2 separate regions of the Mus musculus genome follow, and region 1 is linked to region 2. Evidence: chromatin loops called from intact Hi-C (ENCODE). Cell type or tissue: gastrocnemius. All regions are shown on one strand. Each heading gives the region's core, and the rest is flanking DNA. Links, peaks and the distances in the headings are about the cores only.

The links. Hi-C counts contacts between places; a loop is a spot of excess contacts. Peaks named below come from ENCODE experiments on the same cell type or tissue, not always from the same donor. Only the 100,000 strongest peaks of a DNase experiment are listed, where the experiment ranks them.
Region 1: a loop joins it to region 2, with 8 times the contacts of the local background. A loop is called at or near these places in 3 of 42 quality-filtered maps.

The regions. Positions count from the first base shown.
Region 1 is chr8:24,597,637-24,605,977 of GRCm38, reverse strand. Adam18 (a disintegrin and metallopeptidase domain 18) reads left to right here. Exons shown (of 20, transcript NM_010084.2): 20 at 3,593-3,732. Among named protein-coding and RNA genes, the nearest start is that of Ido1, 4.9 kb to the right of the region's middle. In gastrocnemius, for the core only: CTCF peaks have their summits at 442 (motif pointing right) and 4,541; a DNase peak (open chromatin) is centred at 422; H3K27ac peaks cover 811 bases.
Region 2 is chr8:24,390,509-24,398,849 of GRCm38, reverse strand. It overlaps Gm30633 (a long non-coding RNA gene), which reads right to left. Exons shown (of 3, transcript XR_378810.2): 3 at 7,783-8,341. Among named protein-coding and RNA genes, the nearest start is that of Gm30633, 13 kb to the right of the region's middle. In gastrocnemius, for the core only: a CTCF peak has its summit at 3,841 (motif pointing left); a DNase peak (open chromatin) is centred at 3,833; H3K27ac peaks cover 1,291 bases.

The sequences.
Region 1 (8,341 bases), core at 181-8,180, 210 kb before region 2:
TTTGCAGAAATCCAGGTGTCCCTTGTGCATTTAGGGGAGCTGTTGGTGGCAAGTTATGGGGAAAGTGTTTGGGGTCATAGCACGTGTTGCCTTTTGAGGCTGTTTTTCCCAAAGCCACCAGTTGGTTCCGTTGCCACTCTTTCACGTGCCGCAGAAAATCCTGCCCGGGCCCTCTCTGGAACCGCATATGGTGCTGGAGCAACCAGTCCCCTGTGACTCGCCCCTCTCCGACCCGGGGGTTAGATGTGTTGATCTGAAGAGCCCTATGAAGGTGCCACACATCATGGAATGCACATCCTACACATCCATGATGTTCCTGGCCACATAGTAGTCCCCTGAGTACTAGTCCAGTAGTTCACAGTGAAATCACCCTTCCTACATCTTTTGTTGATCAGCTTCAGCAACTTAAAATGTCCAATTGCACTGTTTGAATTGGCCACAAGATGGCACTGTACATTTATTGTAACAAAAAGAACCAAGCACCTTTATTTATGGCTTAGCCTGGCAGAGTCCCATTCCTTGATAGCAAAGCTTCTCTTTTGGTTTCTATTTAAGGCTAAGAAATACTATATTTTTTTTCCATTTTTTATTAGGTATTTAGCTCATTTACATTTCCAATGCTATACCAAAAGTCCCCCATACCCACCCACCCCCACTCCCCTACCCACCCACTCCCCCTTTTTGGCCCTGGCGTTCCCCTGTACTGGGGCATATAAAGTCTGCGTGTCCAATGGGCCTCTCTTTCCAGTGATGGCCGACTAGGCCATCTTTTGATACATATGCAGCTAGAGTCAAGAGTTCCGGAGTACTGGTTAGTTCATAATGTTGTTCCACCTATAGGGTTGCAGATCCCTTTAGCTCCTTGGGTACATTCTCTAGCTCCTCCATTGGGAGTCCTGTGATCCATCCATTAGCTGACTGTGAGCATCCACTTCTGTGTTTGCTAGGCCCCGGCATAGTCTCACAAGAGACAGCTACATCTGGGTCCTTTCGATAAAATCTTGCTAGTGTATGCAATGGTGTCAGCGTTTGGATGCTGATTATGGGGTGGATCCCTGGATATGGCGGTCTCTACATGGTCCATCCTTTCATCTCAAGGCTAAGAAATACTATATTTTAATTTTTTGTATGCAGATATTGCATACACAAAGTGTGGATGGACAATTTATGCAGCGAAGTTACAAAGTACAAAGTTGAAATGTTTAATTCTATTATTAAATATGTATACGAGAGTATTCATGTATGTGTGTGTATCTGTGTATGTGCCTGTGTGTTTCTGTTTTTGTGTGTATGCATGTTCCTATTGCTATGATAAAACAACTTCACTATAGGCAACTTGGGAAGGAAGGATTTGCTTTTGCTAACAGTTCCATATCACAGTGCATCATGGAGGGAGGGCAGGGCAGGAACCTGGAGGCAGGAACTGAAGCAGAGGCCGCGGACTGGGCCCTGCACCATCAATCACTAATCTAGAAAATATATCACGGGCTTGTCCAGAAGCTAATTTGGTGGGAGCATTTTCTCAATTGACATCCCCATTAGCTTGTGTCAAGTTGACATAAAACCAGACAGCACAGTGCACGTGATTGTGTGTGTGAGTCTGTGTGAGCGCGCTTGCACCTGTGTGTGAGTGTGTGTGAGAGAGTGAGTATACGTGTGTGAGTGTGTGTTTGTTGTGTTTGTGCGTGTGAGTGTGTGTGAGCGTCTCTGTGAGTGTGCATGCACGTGTTTATGAGAGAGTTACTATGTGAGTGTGTGTTTGTGTGAGAGTGAGTATGTGTGTCTGTGTTTGAGTTTGTGTGAGTGTGTGTGTGTGTGACTTTGAGTGAGTGTGTATGAGTGTGAGTTTGTGTATGTATATATATGTGTGTGTGTGTGTATGATATGTGATGTGTGTGTGTGTGTGTGTGTGTGTGTGTGTGTGTGTGTGTGTGTGTGTGTAGGCTGAGGTCTGTATCAAGTACCTTCTAGTATTCTCTGTCTTATTTTCTCAGACAGGGTTTCTTATAGAACCTGGTTCTTGTGACTTACTTAGACCGGCTGGCCACTCTATGCTAGTGATCTTCCTGGCTACAGATCCCAGTACTGAGATGTCAGGTGCTCCTACCATACATATGGGCATTCTTATGTGGCTGCTGAGGGCTCGGCTCACCTCCCCATGCTTGCACTACAAGTACGTTGCTCACTGAACCACGGCCACGGTCCCGGTTTTAAGGTGGACAGCCCCACAGCACGCACCACACCCACGCTCAAGCCCCTCCCGCATTGCACCTTCCTAGCAGCAGGACCCGAGGACCTCAGTTGACTCTGCCCCTTGGTAAGCTTGCTTTCTGCTCCTTTGCTTTTTACATGCGAGCCGCCCCGGTGCTGCAAAGTGCCACGTCAGTGTTTCCATGTCCCCGATGCTGGCATCGCTGAGTCTTTTCTTGATTTGATGGGCTTCTGGCGAGGCAGGAGCTGCTGTTCACACACACACAGCGGTGCTAGCTGCACAGAGCAAAGCAACTGATGGACACAGCTCAACTGTCACCCAAGAGCAGCGAAGACAGTCAACCCTATACTTTGGTCACGATCACAGCAAAACTCGTTCTCTGGAAAGGAGCAATTGAAAACTCGAAACTGTCGTCGGAACTCAAACTTCCAACCTGAGCTACTGAATGGAAGTTCTTTCCTTGCTAACCTCTGTTCCTCAACCTTCCTAATGCTGTGGCCCTTTGAGTACAGTCCCTCTTGTTGTGGTAATCCCTAATCATAAAATTATTTTTGTTGCTACTTCATAAATGTAATTTTTGCTACTTTCATGAATTGTAGTGTAAATATCTGTGTTTTCTGATGGTCTTAAGCAACCCCTGTGAAGGGGGCGTGACCCACAGGTGGAGGATCAGTGCTCTTCTCACTTGTGGACTCTATATTAATACACACACATACACACACATACACACACACACATACATACACACACGCATACACACACACATACATACACACACGCATACACACACACATACACACACACGCGCGCATACACACACATACACACACACATGCACCCACATACACACACACACATACACACACACATACACACACATACACACACACACACACACACACACACACACACACACACGCATACACATACACAGGCACACGCACACATCACTTAGTTTCCTTAAACCACGACTTTACCCCTAAGAAAGTAAAAGTTAAACTGAGCAGACCAGGACGTTCACACTTATAACCCCAGGATTTAGATGGAGGCAGAAACAAGAAGTTGCAGCTTCATAAAATCCACCAGTCTTTCAAACAAACAAAAGGAAGAAAGAAAGAAAAGAAAAGATTCAAACGTAGAAAAAGAAATGTGTCCTTGTTGTCTCTTGGCCATAATCTGTTTGCCCAAAATGTAGATTCTAATAAATAACTAGATAAAAACGTACATGTTCTCTCTCTCTCTTTTGCACTTCTTGGACAGTTCCCTAGAATTAAGCTGGTTGGTCAGGGGTTAATTTTTCATGTTTGTGTTAGGTGGGAACCCAGCATCAGGCCTGGCTCCTGACCCAGTTGTGAATCTTTCCTTTCCTCTTTGTTCCAGCCATTCATTGCACCAGAAATCGGCCAAGGAAGCTAGCAGTTGATGGACCCAAGGAGGAAGTGTGTGTTCTAACCGCTCTGTTACCGGTGGATACACTTTAAATCTCAGACTTTTGGAAAATAAAACTGATATATGCACGAGTGAGGCTCTTATGTGTCTCTTCCAAGGCCGTGGATGGCAGGTGACATGGAGTGGGTCAGGGTGGCTGGTGGCAACATCCCAAGTCCTCCCTACTGCAAAATCCTAGATCCACAGATCCAGGCCGGAACAGTTTAATGTTTTTAAGAGGGACAAAGTTGGGGGAAGAGTTGGGAGTGAAAACCAATTAGAGTTTGTACTATAGGAAGAGAGAAAGGGCATGGGTTAAGTCCAAAGGTGGCCATGGGTCCAAAGATAATAACTCTTTAGTGGGATCTTCTAGAACAAGGGAAAGAGAAGGCAGCCACAAGAGCAGCGAGAGAAGGGGGAGGGGGAGGGCATGTAGACAAGTGCACAGGGCAACGGTGTCGGTTACATTACGGGCAACATGGGATCTCACATAGAATGGAAAGCCCCACCCAACCTCAACTACCAAACCCAAGTCAGAACAAGTGAGTGGCATCAGTAGACGTCTACTCAATAATGAAATACGGTCATTTCGAAACATTTCCAGAAAGATTGCTGTAGACCCAAATAGCATCAAAGATAAGTTCTAACCAACATCAAAGGGGAAGTTGATACCAATTCAACAAAAATTCTTCCAGGAAACGAAGATCATTATGCCCACCCACCCCTGCCCCCAATAATAAAGAGCATCACATGGTAAACAAAAACTTTCTGCAGAATTTCTGCTAACAAGACTTTGGCAAAGAGAAAAACTTAGGATCTGTGAACACCAAATCCAGGTCGCCAGAACTCAGATGGACCTGGCTTCATAGCACAGGGCAATTAGGGAGCCTGTGAACCTTAGGGAACTTCAGAGGCACCAGGGGGAGCGTGTGAGTGCTGTCCACAGGCCATATAACCTTTCCAACTGTTTTACCCTCCTCCTCCTCCTCCTCCTCCTTCTCCTCCTCCTCCTCCTCTTCTTCTTCTCCTCCTCCTCCTCCTTCTTCTTCTTCCTCTTCTTCTTCTTCTCCTCTTCTTCTCCTCCTCCTCCTCCTCCTCCTTCTTCTCCTCCTTCTCCTCCTCCTCCTCCTCCTCTTCTTCTTCTCCTTCTCTTCCTTCTTCTCCTCTTCTTCTCCTCCTCCTCCTCCTCCTCCTCTTCTTCTTCTCCTCTTCCTTCTCCTCCTCCTCCTCCTCCTCCTCCTCCTCCTCCTCCTCCTCCTTTTCCTCCTTCTCCTTCTTCTCCTCCTCCTCCTTCTTCTTATTTAACATTTTCCAAGTTATCCATTCTACTCAGAATTTTGTTTATGTTTCTTGGAACAATGCTGTGCAGTTGTGTGAACGTGCCTGTCATTTTTCTCTCCCCTGCTCCCAGCCCCTGAGCACCTTTTAAGGTCATCTTTTGCTACATAGAGAGTGCAAGGCTAACCTTGGCTAGAACACTGTTTCAAACAAAAATAAAAGCATATGTCCTTATATCTGTTTGTTGGCATGGCCAAGTATCTAGACACGGACCGAGCATGGCTTCAATTCTACAGTTTCATGCCAGTGTTATGAATGTAGTCCCTCAACTTAGTGGTCCCCAGTGATTCTTCATATTCTCTGCCATCGAATTTCATATGACCCTGTGCATCGAGGACACACAAAATACAAAACAAGGTCTAAAACTTCACTTGCTTGAGGCCTAGGGAGAATACTTTGTGAATAAGACATTCGCAACACAAATGGGAGAACCAGAAATTAGACACCCAGCACCAAGAATAAATCATGTTGCCGAGGCTGGCCTTGAACTTTCATCGATCCCCCATTCTCCCAGCCTCCCCAGCTCTGGAATTAAGACTAGTGCCAGTGTAACCAGGGGCCCTTTCTTGACCACACTAAGAAGTTCATGGGATCCATCTCATACCGAAATCACATCATTTCTCCACGAACCACAGACTGATTTGTGGGCAGAGCAAGGCGTGCTTATGGCCAGCATTGGTGTCCTGCGACTTGGCCAGCAATGATGTCCTGTGACCCATGGTAGCAGGTCAGGGGTTGTGTTTGAACACTTTGTAAGCAGCCTGCTGCCTCGAAGTTACAGACCATGCAGAACAATTGCTGGTCTTTCCAGGTTTAATGAAAGAACTAAGAAAAACAGCAGCGAAGAAATGAATTAACTTTTTTTTTCCAAATTTTCTTTTGAAACAGTCTTACAGTGTAATTCAGGTTATCCTCGAATTTGCCACCCTCCTGCCTCAGTCTCCCAAGTGTTGCAATTATAAGCATTTCCTGCCAAAGTCGGCTTGACTATTTTTTTTTAAGAGGAAAGATTGGAAGGGAAAAATGATATCTGTCTTGGTTTCTACCAGGATATGTGTTGTTCGTGTTGTCACAAAATCTTTAGAACTGCTAAAATCTAACACAGTTTGGCTCATAACTAATTATGAGTAGAATTTCTCCCCCTCTAAGGTGGATGCTTTATCACTGTGCTGTTTCCCAAGGTTTCTGAGCTTGGTGGTAAAAGCCTGGGGGATACCAGACATTCTGCCAAAAATTACATTAGTTTCTAAACTCACTCCCCTCCTAACTGCCAACTGGACAGAGTCTGGAGTCACCTAGGAGCCAAGCTTCCAAGCACACTCCCAAGGGATTATCTAGGTTAAGGTCAGCCTCGGAAGGGCACTGTAGTGTAAAGGATTGCTTTGACTGTGTTAATTGATGTGGGAAGATCCATTTTTGACTGTGGTCACTACTGTTGCCAGGGCAGGGCCCTGAGCTGTGCAAGACAGAGAAAGCTTTCTAGCTCACGATGAGGTCACGGGGAAGAGGTCAAGAGCAAGAAGGGGACCGTGTACGAGAGCACGGGATTGAGATGTTCTCCAGGAACCAGGTATCAGCAACACTCAGCAGGCAAAGCGCTGAGAACAACGTAGTTTCAGAAACCAAGAAGACAGGATAGGAAGACTGTAGTTTCAGATGTACGAAAAGGGGCAGGTCTTGGAGGATGTGACGTAAAACAGGACGAAGTATCTAAAGCATGTATGTGTGACATCATAGGTGGTCTGGAGGCACCTGGGTAAGCAGGCTGCAACTGGCTTTACGAACATGGCTCTTTGGAGCTGCTCCTGAGATTTTACCCAAGTCAGAATCTTCTAGAACTTCTTTCCCGTGTTTAGAAAGAGCACATTTTTCACTTGTCTTTGTTGTGTTAGAATCTTTGCTTTCTAGTAGAAAAGACAGGACCCCATGTACATGCCTTGCCCTATGTCATCCTTTGAGGATACAATAAAACTTTACGGCCCCACTTTTCACTTGGTTCCAAATCAATCAGCCCCATCTGTCACTCAGTTTACAAAGGCTTGACTCATTGCACCCTCTCTGCTGGGTTATTTTTGGTTTCGATTTTCCCTGCCATTGTTTTTTATAAGGAGCACATATTCTTGGAAACCTGACTGTTCAAAGAAAAGCCATCATAAACTAACAATGTCAGAGCTGCTCTAGACCTGTTCCAGAGCCATGGTTCATTAATTTGCTTCAAGAGCTAATGGTCTGTTTGATAAGCCTGCACATTGTCTTTTAATGTGCTATACGATTTTTTTAACCCTTTCTGGTCATCAAAAGGGATGATGTGGTTTCTGGTTTGGTTCGGTATTTCACAAGAACAAGTCATGGCTCTACAGAGCGAGACACTTTCTTTTATATATATATAAAAATATATATATTTTATTACGTATTTTCCTCAATTACATTTCCAATGCTATCCCAACAGTCCCCCACACCCTCCCCCCCACTCCCCTACCCACCCATTACCACTTTTTGGCCCTGGCGTTCCCCTGTACTGGGGCATATAAAGTTTGCCTGTCCAATGGGCCTCTCTTTCCAGTGATGGCTGACTAGGCCATCTTTTGATACATATGCAGCTAAAGTCAAGAGCTCCGGGGTACTGGTTAGTTCATAATGTTGTTGCACCTACAGGGTTGCAGATCTCTTTAGCTCCTTGGATACTTTCTCTAGCTCATCCATTGGGAGCCCTGTGATCCATCCAATAGCTGACTGTGAGCATCCACTTATGTGTTTGCTAGGCCCCGGCCTAGTCTCACAAGAGACAGCTATATCAGGGTCCTTTCAGCAAATGCTTGCTAGTGTATGCAATGGTGTCATCGTTTGGAGACTAATTATGGGATGGATCCCTGGATATGGCAGTCTCTAGATGGTCCATCCTTTTGTCTCACCTCCAAACTTTGTCTCTGTAACTCCTTTTATGGGTGATTGTTTCCAATTCTAAGAAGGGGCAAAGTGTCCACACTTTGGTCTTCGTTCTTCTTCAGTTTCATGTGTTTTACAAATTGGCGAGGCACTTTCTTAAAATTAATTAATTAATTAATTAATTAATTAAAAACCCATACAAAACAAAACAACAACAAACCCAAAATCCATTTCATCAAAGTGGACATAAACTTAGGAGTTCTCTGTACACCTTTACCAGAGTCTCAATTTTGTATTGCAAGGAATGTTTTTAGTTATTTGACGCTGCTCTTTACTTTTGAACACATTAGAGAATCTCCAGGTGGGCAGGGCTGAGAGCTTGTCAGGAGTCGGTCCCTGGCAGCCAGATAGAGTAGGAAAGGTGGACCACCTTCCAAGATATGGCTTACAAATCATGTGAAGAAGTGAACCCTCCAT
Region 2 (8,341 bases), core at 35-8,034:
GAGATACTCAGTCTAGCCCAACAGGAAGACAAATAGTCGATACTGCTTACTACAGAGCACTATCGAGATGGTTAGGAATCCCATAAGGCCTTTATTTGTTTTCCCAAACAATCCTATTCCCTGACATATGTGGTTACAGATTTTGTTCACATTTTGCGGCTGGAACCCTCTTGATAAACAGCCCTTCTAGGGATGTGGTTGCAGACAAGTAAAAGGGAACTCACCATCTAAGTGCTCCCTGAAGGGACTCACCATCTGAGTGCTCCCTGAAGAAAATCTCCTGGCTTTGTGCCCCAAAGCTGGTAACAGAGATTAGGCTATTTTTAGATAGGTGAAAAATTTGCCTGGTTACACAATCGGCTTCCTTACAGCCATTAAGAGAGAGAATTAATAATCAGAGCTGTGGGCAAGGACAGGCAGATGTATTCCCTGTCAGAGAACTCTGGCTTTTTAAAGGAGTTTATACTCCCATGAAAGCTGGGTAGATGCTTGGTGTGCATGGCAGCTCTCTTTCAAAGACATGCCTGTGAACGGTGGCTATAGAAGTTACTTCCAACAAACCCTTTATAAACTAAGTGCACAGAAAACTTGGAACAAAAGCATTTTGCATACTCAAAATTATCTATGTCAGAAGTCACATAGACTATACCCAATTGCATGCATTCATGCACGTGCAAGCCCCTCCCCCACCTTAGCACATAGTCTTTCATGTCTGTGCATGTGAGCATATTCCTGTTTGCCTGGCAGGAGACATTACCATCCAATACCACTTTTTTTTTTTTTTTTTTTTTTTTGGCAACCATAGAAACTGTATTAGGCTATTGCCTCACCTTAGCATCAATAACTTTAGCAACTTAGACTATATGCATCCTATAAGAGAAGAGAGGGAGGGAGAGAGCACGTGTGCCTGAGTCAGATTCAAGTGTGCAACTTCTATTTCTGACTTCACTAGCTCTCCTCAGGTCCCCTGTAAGCAAAAGGATGTTATCAGAGCCATTTGGTCCCAAACACAACACCAACCTACCAAACAAGACCAGAAAGAGTTTTTAATGCTACACTCAAAATCATCACGTTGTTAAGTGTGGTCCAGTGTGAAGAGGAGGGTATTCATACAAAATCCAGAGTCAGAAAAGGTAGGAGGAAGCCCGCTCTCCTGGGCTCAGTTCTCTACTCTTTTCTTCAACCAGTAGTTCTGGACCTTCCTAGCACTGAGACCCTTTAGTACAGTACTTCATGCCATGGTGATCTCCCCCAACCATACAATTATTTCGTAACTAATTTTGCTACTGTTAGCGACCCACAGGTTGAGAACCGCTGAATGTTTCTGTCTAGCGTTTTTTTCCTCCTGTATCTTCATTTGTCTTGATCCAATTTTTGGCTCTTCTGAGGGGGTCTCTCTGAGACCTCCATCTCGCTGTTTTCTCTTTCCCACACCACACAAACTGACCAGCACGTTGTCGCTGACCGGGTGATGGTGGTCGGTGACTTTGGTTGGTTGTTTGGAGACAAAGTCTCACAGTTAATTGCAGGCTATGATCCCCGTGCTCCTCGAGTGCTGCGGTTGGTTATTTTGTAGCTTCTTAGAGCGTACACCTGGCTCCCCCGCCTCCCCCCGCCCCCGCCCCCTTCCTTGAACTTTGATTGTCAACAATCCTGAACAGCACCAGTTCCCTGAACACACTGTGACACTGTCACTCCGATGCGGTTGCCTAACCTTTTCCTCTACTTCTGGCACGCTCTGTCCCGAAACTTAACCAGGGGGGGTTGCGCCTGTCTCTGCTGACCTGCAGATCACCTTCTTCCAGTCTCTGTTCCAGGCAAGCCCCTATCGCGTCTCCCACCACTACTCTTCTCTTGCAATGGTCAGTGTTTTCTATTTATTTTTTTCCCCAAAGCTGGAAACCATAAAACATAACTTATGCAGCCATGATATCAAGTGCTGGGTACAATGTTACGCATAAGAGAGGTGCAGTGATTGCTGAAAGAATAAAAAGTTAGACGTGGGGTGTTAGCATTTCCTCTAAGCTCCGTCCAACAGTTACCTTCCTCCTCCTCCTCCTCCTCCTCCTCCTTCCTCCCTCTCCTCTCTCTCTTCATTTTCTTCCTCTCTCCCCACGTGTTTTCAGCCAGTCTCTTTCCTTTTTTTCTCTCTCCTCTCTCTTTCTGTCCTTCTCTGTCCCCTTTTCGTTCCCTGCCTCTATTCCCTTCCCATGTCCCAAATTAATTTCATTTTATACTAGACCTGTCGTGTGGCTGATACCAGGGCTGGGGGTGGGGGGTGGTTTACCTCAGCATGGGCCCGCAAAGGCACCCCCTTCTGCCACATCACACTGGCATTTCGTGTAGAGAGACACATTAACTCTCATGAGCTGGACTCTGCTCCCGATTCCTTACATAAAACTTGCTATGTTATCATACTTTCCACGCGCATGACCCCCATCTCAACACAGACAGGGCTTGGACTTAGCCCCGCCCCCCGTCATTTATCTCTCTTTCTTGCTCCTAAAACACGGAAGCACTCACTGTATTCATTCCTTCCCTGCAGAAAGTCATCGCCACAGCCTCATCCTGTCAAACCCCACAGCCTTGCGGCTGCTGACAGAGCTACTGGCCACTTTCCCCACCAAAGGGTGCTTTGCCATGAAAGACAGAGGAGACTGCCAGCCCTCGAGAAAGATGGAGAATGGGATGGGAGATTGTAGGGGAGCGGAGAAAAGCCCACACAGATGAGGCAGAGTGAGCGCCACATCCCCTTGTTCAAGGACACATGGACACTGTCCAGCTCAGCACTGCCGAGGCAGTGCAGGCTACCCCATAATCAACACAGCAATTCTAAACCCCTTTAAACAGTATCTTTACTCTAGTGAAGTTTTATTTATTTCCTCTAAATACTGGCTCCTCAAAAACACAACGACTCAACCACCTAAGTAAATAAATAAAAGCTAGCCACCATGGCTGTAGCCCCATCATCCTAGCAAACAAAACAGACCACCACATCAACAAAAGGCTCAAAATAAATGCAAGCCTCCTTGGGTCATTTAAGCCAACTCACTAATCAAAAAGTTTAAGTAATGTCCTCACATATTTATAGAGCTGAGCTGGCCACCACCACTGAGTCACCCTGGAACCATATGCGTAATAGACTTGAGTAGAAATTGATAATAGTATTTAGGCCACAAAGATCCAGGCGTCTACAGACACACCCACATGCTGAAGCACGTCTTCAACACAGTCAACCACTTACTGATTTTTTTTTTCAGTAGGTGCCTATAAATTATATGTAGCTGATAGCTACATCCCCATTACATATCAAAGATTTAGTGAACCACCATAATTCATCAATCTAGTAGACTGTTGGGCCCATAAAGGTTCTTAGAAAACACATACTGCAACCTGTAATTCTACAAACTGAGACTAAAAAAAGCTGGTTCATTATCCCCAGTCACTCAAAGGGTAGCTAGAATTAATTCAGGTCTTCTTAAGGAGTCTTATGTCAGTAGATTTTCATAATGCATACACCAAAGCCCATAGAATGCTAAGCAGAATGTGCATACATGTACAAATAGAACTACTAACTGTAAAATAAGCTGAAATAATAACTGTAAGTACAATTCAATTAATTGCACAACCCAAACAGAACAACCTTTTGGCCAGTGTTTTAGTCAGTTCAATCCCGTGTTTCCTGAGACTCTCATCTTCTACCCAATTCATTTGCCGTGCATGGTTCTTCTAATTATTGCTTGAAAAGGCAAAAGGTGAAAACTTGTATTAGTGATGGCCCAGTAGGGCATAGGGAATGGGCTGGCCTTTGGCAATGGGATGGAAAGAGCGCCCTCTTGTGTTGCCTCAATGGAATAGATTCTTTGGCCTTCAAATCCCTCTTGTGCTAGCTAGGGGTCAAAAGACAAATATCCATCCATTCACTAATGGCTCTGCAAGCTGCATGTATGTACTAAGGATAGGCCAAAGCCAAGTATGAATATCTACTCTGCATATTTTATTCCCAATTTTGGTGTATTCATCATCATACACAGGAACCCAATTTAAGAATAAAAACAGGAGAAACGGGCTGGTGAGAAGGCACGGGCTGGTGAGAAGGCATGGGCTGCTGAGAAGGCAGGCTCTGGCAGGGGAAAGGGATTGCCGCCAAGTCTGATGACCCAGGTTTGATTCCCTCAGAACCATACGGTGGAATGAGAGGACAAATTTTTACAAGTTGTCTTCTGACCTCCACACACTGAAGTGAATGTGTGTGTGTGTGTGTACCTCTAACTGGGCAGGGGGCGGGGGGATATGGAAGGAGACAGAGGGAAGAGGCATTCGTAACAGTAATGATATTTGAACAAGTCACAGGGAAATACTGTTTTAGCTTACACACACACACACACACACACACACACACACACACACACACACACACAGTGTGCTAATTTTCCAAGCCCCGTAGACTAATAAAATTCCCAGGGCCAGGTATGGGAAGCCTTTCTTTAAGTTGTTGGTCAGTGTTCAGGTTTGCTTTCTATTGCTGTGATAAAAAACATTTGAACCAAAAGCAACTTGGGGAGGAGAGGTTTTATCATCTTACAACTCCCAGGTCACGGACCATCACTGAGGGAAGTCAGGGCGGAGCTCAAGACGAAATCTGGAGACTGGGACTTGAGTAGAGACCATGGAGGAATGTTGCTTACTGATTTGCTTCTAGCAGTTTGCCCAGGATGGTCTCTTATAGAATCCAGATCATCTGCTGGGTGGGGGGCACCTCCCACCATGATTGAGCCCTCCATCATCTGTCTAGGAAATGTGCCCCAGACATGCCCCCCTAGGCTAATCCAATGGAGGCAATTTCTCAACTGAGTTTCCCCTTTCACAGATAACCCTATCTTGTGTCAAGTAAGGGGTAGGGATGTGGGAGGAGGATTTAGTAGCACAGGAAGAGGAGTCCAAGAAATGTCCAAACGACATAGGCTTTGGTTGTCTAAAAAAGGAAAAGAAAAATTGAAAGACTGGCCTCATTGTGAAAGACACCACAAAATTTGGACACAGTACTTGGTAGCATTAAGCTGAAACTTATCTGAAATCCTCCTCCCTGAGGACTAGCTCTTATCGGATCTGAAATTGCTGTGCAAGTAGCCAAGGGAGAAAAGCAATTAATAGCTGTGCCCTGCTGTAGAGCTTATGAGCCACAACAATGAGCAGCACAGCAAGCTATCCTCAAGGGTGCAGTAGTGGCACTTACATCTTGGGGATAACCAACAGCTCTTTTATTGGACTAAAGGGCACTTCAGTAAGAGGGAATTTGTGCCTAGTGCTGTTAAACTGGCCTAACTACTTGTGTTTAGGGAATTCTTGCACCCTAGAGGACCTTAGGGGAGAAGGTTGCTACTACAACTGGTATACGTTCTCATTGTATTCTAAATGTCTTTCCTCATGCTCGCAGATAAGAGCTTCTTTTCAGAGACACCATTATAGAAATCCGCAGCTGGTCAATGTGTGGAGATCAACTTTCTGTGGGGTGTCCAGCCTCCTCGGACACAATTACAACACAGCTCTCTCTCATGTACCAATGGCTCAGAGAACATCGTCAATGTGGGGATGGAGACACTGTAAGAGCCAGAGGACCAGGATGTATGCTGGGCAATAGTGGCTTCCATGTATGACAGAGATGCTGCACCCATGAAAATTTAACAGTATTGTTTAAACAAGGTCTGAAAAATGACAAATAAATTGGTAAACTAACATGGATGGGGAAGTATCACAAGGCTCCATTCCCATTGTCCACCTTACTTACTGTCTATAGTATGCTGATCACAAAATACCAGGTAACAGATTCAATAAGTGGTATGTATAGTATAATATATATTCTATTATATAATATTACATACCATACTATATATTGATATATTATATAGTGTATAACAACATTATATATTATATTAATTATATGTTATATGATATAAGAGACACATTATACATTATATCATATATCATACATTATATAGTATAGAAATATATGTCAATATATAATATAAATATATAACATAGTATTATATAACTATCTATATGAAATATATAATATTATTATATACTCCTATATTATAACATATTATATATATATAGTAAGTGGGTCTCAGAGTTATGGCTGTCTATACAAATGCATGTATACACTGATGAATTTGCCATCACAAAACATTGAAACTTTATAAATATAATTTTCTTTACTTTAACTTATGTGAATATATGATGTAATTGCACTCACACTGATTATTGGAATAAGCAAAGAATAAATTAAGCATAATAGTCCTCAGCATGACTTTGAACAGCACCATGGGAAAACAAGGTACAGCACAGACTGCCCGAGTTAGTACAAGAGTTTCTCTTATACGACGTCCAAGCACTTCTGTCCAAGAAAGCTGTGCACTCTTCCAGGCACCAGGAGGGCTCACTGTTCCATTCCCATAATCCTTAGTGACTCCAGAAGTCCCCACCCTTATTTAAATGTCATGTGTTTTATTGGAAACTTGTTCTCTCTGCTGTGTGTATGTGTGTGTTTGGTGTATTGTATAGACTGTGGTGTTTGTGGTGGGTACACATTAATGTGTGGGTGAGCATGCAAGAAATGATGCCAAAAGAGGACTTTTGGTGTCTTTTTTTTTTAATTGTTCTTTGCCTTTTTTGTTTGAGACAAGGTCACCTATAGAACAGAACACTGTGCTCTTGGCTAGGTTGTCTGGCCAAGGAGTTCTCCCGACCTGTCTCTGTCACCCAATTCTGGGGTTAGAGGTACGTGCAGCCACGCCAAACTTTTTAAGTGAATGCTGGGAGTTTGAACTTAGATCCTCTTTTTCAGAGAACTGAGCCATTCCCCAACTCTTAACCTGCTGTCTTTGTTTGTTAGTTGTTTTTTTGTTCTTTTGAGACAAGGCTTCCCTGTGTAGCCCTGGCTGTCCTGGAACTCACTCTGTAGACCAGGTTGGCCTCAAACACAGAGATGATCTGCCTCTGCTGGGATTCAAGATGAGTACCACCACTGCCTGGTGTAGAGTTCTACTTTCATATTAATAAATTTATTAATAAATATTTTAATACAGAAGCAAGTTTTGTTGCTACACAAAGAAGAATGCTCACAGAATTCATTTACAGGTAATTACTTTATAAGAATAAAGAACTGTCAACATGTCTACATGGCTAATTTGACAACAGATCCAAATGAAGAGCTGGACCCTTCCCTTGCCATAGTGCCATTCTCAATTTCACAAAGCTCTTGGCCCAATCAGACACACTGGGAATTTGAGGATGACGTCTCATTATCTTATTGAAACTACAGAAGACAGACTGGAGCTTCAGAGCCCAGAGAGCTCTCTGTGGGGCAACACTGAGTTGCTCTCCCTGCATTGGCCTTGGGCTATTTATTGATGTAATGACAAGCATGCATTTGTGCCCAAAGCAGGAATAACAGATTAGCTTCCCATAGCCAGCACGAACTACGTGAGCTGGAGAAAGGGGGACTTAGGAGAAGCAACAGTGGAATTTTGTAAATAGAATAGGCACCTTAAACATATTTTTATGTTTTTATCTCTAGAGAACATCTGAACCCAGACTCAATGAATGCTGGTTGCTTCCATTTTCCTTTGGGGAGGGAAGTCTTCCTTCCTCCCTCCCTCCCACCCTCCCTCCCTCCCTCCCTCCCTCCCTTCCTTCCTTCCTTTCTACTTTCTTAATAATATAATATAAAATGCAAAATAAAATGATGTAAGCTCAGTTATTACTTTCTGAGCTGCCTTTTTTAAAAAATCTCAGTAGTTGTCACCTTTACCCTTATTAACCACTTTTTATTTTATTATTAAATCAGCCAGTGCTGAGAACAGACACCAGGTTGCATGCAAGTTAAACATGTGCTCTGCCACTGAGCTACACACCAGGCCCCATGAGGTCCAGTTTCAGAACCATGGGAATGTCAAGGGAACATAAAAATAACCCAGACCTTTGTGTGATGTTCTGCAGAAACTTAAAATGGACTCAAATACACCATCCAACGTGACCTCATCCATCCAGTGGACACTATTGCTTTTCTGTTCTATTCTCAGCTGTTGGGATGGTCCTTCCCCATTGTCCCTCAGGGAAGCCATATCCTGCTCCCATCATTAGGAATTTGCTCTTCTGTCAGGAATAATTCTGGGCTTTTAATTCAGTTTCTATGCTCCACACCACTTTCCATCTCTCTCCAGTGTCTTGAGTTCTCTTTCTACTATGTTCGCAGTTTTTATATTGTCAGACAGGACTGCTCTAACATGTGCCAGGCCCTACGTACTGCAAAAGCCAGCACGGAAACAAGCAGGCAGAT